2 separate regions of the Mus musculus genome follow, and region 2 is linked to region 1. A link is a loop called in an ENCODE intact Hi-C map of the cell type or tissue named here. Cell type or tissue: left cerebral cortex. All regions are shown on one strand.

Region 1 (2,500 bases):
AGCATGTACAAATGTACATATTTACATCCCAAACAGGAAACAATCCCAAATAGATTGATAAAGGAATTCATGAACTGTGATGCACAGACTGAATGGAATACTGCTCAGCAATAAAAAAGAACAAAGTATCAAAACACAAATCAACATGCATGAATCTGAATATAATAAGTCTGCCAAACAGGTCAGAAGAAAAGGAAACACTATGTGACTCCATCAATATGAGCTTCCTGGAAATGTAAGTGATCTATAGTGACAAAACTGGGACACACACATAGGTTGAGGGGAGACATTGTTAGGGGTAACAAAGATATTCCAGGTCATAGCTATGGTCACTATTTTGATTGTCAGGAAAGTTTCATGGTTGAATGTATACATCACAATTCATCAAACTGTTTGTAACATATGAAGTTTCTGGTATATTAAATTTGCCTCAATAATGCTATTAAAAATGGAAAAAATAGCTTCTTTCCTTTCTGCTGGGTGCCATCTGCTTCCTGTTGAAATGGGCAAGTCCATGAAACTGAGGAAAGTGATGCTGATCCTAGCTGGACACTACTCTGGACGAAAAGCCATCATCATGAAGAACACTGATGAGGGCACCTCAGACCGCCCTTACAGCCATGCCCTGGTAGCTGGAATTGACCGCTATCCCTGAAAAGTGACAGCTGCCATGATCAAGTCCTTTGTGAAAGTTTGTAACTACAACCAGCTCATGCCCATGAGGTACTCTGGATATCCCCTTGGGTAGGACTGTTGTCAACAAGGGTGTATTCAGAGACCCAGCTTTGAAACACAAGGTCAGGAGGGAGTCAGGTTTGAGGAGTGATACAAGATAGTTTTTCCAGAAGCTTTGCTTTTAGGTATATTTTTGTTTTCGTCATTAAAAAAATTTTTTTTAATTTTAAAAATGAAAAAAAAATGTGAGTTTTTGCTCCTGGTAAGATATAGTGAGATACAGTGAATACATTCCACTGAATACAGCTATGAAAACTAGACAGTATGCTGATAAATTAGAGCAGGACACAGACTAGAGAAGCAGACCAGAACCCGAAACATTCCCAAACATGCAGCAAGTCTATCATTTGTTCCCCTCGAGCATCGGGATGCTTGGTACTCTACGTATGATTAGTGGCAGAGAGTCCAGTAACTCCAGATTATTAACACCTCAGGTTTCTGGTTAGAAGACCAAGAAAAGAGATCGCCAAAGATCCAGAAACAATGAGAGAAACCCCAGAAAGACAGCAGCTCAAAAAAAAAAAAAAAAAGAACCCTAGATCAGCTGTACCTGTCTAGGCTCATTCAATCCTGTTTGGTTAATTCCTAGATTGACCACTGGGTGGCTGTCATGTGAAACTTTCTAAATGGTGCCTCAAAGACTGAGAGCAGGATAAAGTGGCACCACAGCCACCAGAACTTGAAAAAGCATAACCAGGCCACTGGAACTAAAACAAAAGCATCACCATTTTAGTGGATTTTCAAAATAAGACTCAAACTTTGCAAATGTCTAGCAAATAACCTCAAATTCCCTGGCACAAAGAAGTAGGAAAATCTCAAGTCACATGGGGAAAAAAAAAAAAAAAAACAACCCAAAGATGCAGCACCAAGACCATACAAATGGTTTGTCTTTTCTCCTCTCCCTCTCCCTCTATATCTCCCTCTCTCAATGGCCTCACTACATAGCTCTGGCTGTCCTGGAACTCACTCTGTAGACCAGATTGGCTTCAAACTCATAGAGATCTGCCTGCCTCTGCCTCCCTGTGCTGGGATTAAAGGCGTGAGCCACCAGGCCTGGCAACATTTTCTAACCACACTTTTAAACAGCTACTGTAAAAAAAAAATGTGCCAATGTGATTATGTTACATACAATGATGAAATTTCAGCACAATCAATTAAAAATCAATGTTTTTGTAATTTTGAATAAACCATAACCTATTATTACTTCATTGAAATGTCAAAATATGGAAAAAGATGCAGGGGAACCAAAAGACAAAGCACTTTACACTTTCTGTCACTAGAAGCAGAGTCACACAGAAATGGGTAGAAATGACTTCAGCTGGTAGCAGAGACTTTCTCTTGGGAGGGATATATGTGAAAAAAAAAACAAATTTCTGAAACTATTGCAGTTACAACTGATTTTTTAAAATATTAGTCAGTGACTTCAGAATTAGTGAAGCAGTTAAGAACATTTATTGACTGACAAAGATCAACAAAATAACTGACAACAAATGCTGGAGAGGACATGGAGGGGAAGGGAACCTTTGTTCACTGTTGGGATTGCAAATTGGTCCAGCCTCTGGAAATCAACGTGGAGAACCTCAATAAGCTAAAATTAATCTGTCACATGACTCAGCTATACTAACTCTAGGCATATGCCCAAAGGACTCAACAGTCTCCTCCACAGACACTTGCTCAGCCATGCTCACTGTGGCTCTAGTCACCGTAACTAGGAAATAGATACAGTCTAAATGCTGTTCAGGTGATGAAGAGACAATAAAATGTA
Region 2 (2,500 bases), 95 kb after region 1:
TCTACTACCTGCACACACAGGCCCGTTGTGTGCCTACAGCAGGGAAGACTATATAGAGGTTCCGTTTGAGTCCCTCCCTGAGAGCCATTCTGGAGTCTTGTATGGCTATGACGGGTAGGCTCTCTAAGCCTCAGTTTCCCTAACTATAAAACAAGAATGACAACCCCTAGCTTTCGTAGGGGTTTAGTGACACACTGATGGGTGTATGACAAACCCTAGGTAGTGGCAGCGCCTGGGTAACAGAAGGATTATGTACAGCACTCCTAGGAAGCACTGCAAAGCCCTGGCCACGCCCATGATGAAATGGAGCCCATAGGGGCAGGCTTACCCAGCCACAACCGGTCAGAATCTGGGGTGGAGCTGAGGCTGCCAGGCTGGCCAGTCACAAGCACCAGGCCTGGTCTCCAAGCACTTGGAGGCCTTCCAGAAAGTTTGACATACAAGAAAACACTGTGTTCAGAATACAAAAGGAAAACAAGAAAAACCAAAATATATCAAGATGTAATCAACTGTCTATAGAAACTAATATAATGTCAATATTATTTTTAAATTTAAAAATAAATCAGTTCATTGTATCTGTGAATGATTTGTGGAGTGGAGGGTCTGTCCCTGGACACATATCACTGTGGGGTCCTCCTTCTTGGAGGTCAGACATGAACCAGAGGGGCTGTGCTCTGCTCTGTGTGTGCGACGGATGGGAGTCAGCACTGCTATCAAACAAGGCTTCCTGTGTGCCTGGGAGGAATCACAGGCTTTGGAGGAAGAGATGGCATGAATAGGGACTTGGGGTCCTTATTACCTCCTCCAGCTTCCTCTGCACATCCTAACAGCACCTGGCCCATAGAGGCCATAGAACCTCTTAATCAAGGGTGCAGTTAGCTCCTCCCAAACCCTACCTGTGAAAAGTACCCAGTTCTAGCCTGGACTCTTCCTCCTGGCCTCCCAGAGCTTCCAGGACATGTCTTCCTTGCTCTCTGCTATTACTGTGCCAGCTATAGACCCCTCTGGGCCCTGCACCCATCTTCAGGATCTTGAAAACTACGCATGGCTACTAGATCTATCCGTGTTGGGATTCTGTCTGGAATTAGGGTGCCAGTTACAGACTCCTGCATGGGAACACACACACACACACACACACACACACACACACACACACACACACACCCCTGAAGAGGCATGAACTGCCCCCTGGTGGCAACTAGGGGCTGAACTAGAATTCTGGCTGGTCAAGGACAGAGAAAGGAGAGGAAAATCAGACTTCAAATTCATGCTTCACGTGGCCGCAAGAGCCATCCTAACCACAGGACACCAAAAGTCCTTCAGAGTCCCATGTCCTGCCACATGCCCCAGGGTCACTATATGTCTGACTTATGGCTACTTTTTCTCCACTCAGCCTAGAACTCAGCTGAGAATGCAGTGGAAATACCATGCTGCCTTCCATCCAGGGCTACCCTGGGCTCCTTGCTGCCTTCCATCCAGGGCTACCCTGGGCTCCTTGGAGTAGGCAGATAGGGATGGAAGACAAGTTAGTTATTCAAATGAGCTTCAAGCAAGGGGCCTATGCATCAAAGCAACCTCTAAAATCTCACGTGCACAGGTGGAACTCCCTATAAGCATTTCAGTGGGCACTGAGTAGTCCCCTATGGAGGTGACAAAGTGGGACTCTACAGTGATTTAAATGAGACTGTCCCCTACAGTCTCAGATGTGTGAACACTTGGTCCCTAGATGGTGGCATTGTGTGGGAAGGTCTTGTGTGTAGCCTTGTATGTTACTGAGGTGGGCTTTGGAAGTTTATAGTCTTGACTCATGTCCAATTCTCTCTCTCTCTCTCTCTCTCTCTCTCTCTCTCTCTCTCTCTCTCTCTCTCTCTCTCCTTCATACTGTGATAAAGGATGTACGCCTTTGGAGTTCTGTCCTGACACCATGCCTGTCATTTCCGCCATTCTTCCACACCATGATGGATTCATTCCTCTGGAACCCTTAAGCCCAAATCAACTGTCTTCTGTAATCTGACTCGGTCATGGTGTTTTATCATAGCAACAGAAAAGTAGCTAATACACCAGACATGAACCTAGAGGTGGTTTCCTCTTCCTTCTCCCCATGCTATCACCCAAGACCAGGCATAGCAACCTGTGCTCTAGACCCATCCTCAGCTTGCCAGGTTCTCCTAGGCAGAGCTGTAGGCAGTGTGATCCCTGAGTTCCTGTGGGCTCCTGCATGCCACTGCAATCTGAGGTAGGAATTTTGGAGATGGCTGAGGGTCCCTTCCCAGGGCTATGAGAGTAGCCGGAGACCAGTGAGAACCCTGCTGCCAGCTGCCAAATGTAGTGAGGTTGTCATAAGCTGGCACAACCCCCAAATTCCAAGGATGGATACCAGCACAACTTGCTCGGATCGGTTCTCGAGTTTTTCACTTCACTGGCCACTTCTGCGTCTACCTCTTGATGGATTCTCCTTGAGGCCCGCAGCTCAAGCTCAGCTGCTGTGTGACCTTCATGA

Evidence for each region. Peaks named below come from ENCODE experiments on the same cell type or tissue, not always from the same donor. Only the 100,000 strongest peaks of a DNase experiment are listed, where the experiment ranks them.
Region 2: it touches region 1 in a loop (4-fold over the local background); 9 of 42 quality-filtered maps call a loop at or near these places.

Annotation. Positions count from the first base shown.
Region 1 is chr5:34,096,202-34,098,701 of GRCm38, forward strand. All of the region lies in intron 15 of Poln (DNA polymerase N), which reads right to left. Among named protein-coding and RNA genes, the nearest start is that of 4930557J02Rik, 21 kb to the right of the region's middle. In left cerebral cortex, a CTCF peak has its summit at 1,332 (motif pointing right); a DNase peak (open chromatin) is centred at 1,344.
Region 2 is chr5:34,190,876-34,193,375 of GRCm38, forward strand. No RefSeq gene overlaps it. Among named protein-coding and RNA genes, the nearest start is that of Mxd4, 4.4 kb to the left of the region's middle. In left cerebral cortex, a CTCF peak has its summit at 1,208 (motif pointing left); DNase peaks (open chromatin) are centred at 346 and 1,118; H3K27ac peaks cover 454 bases.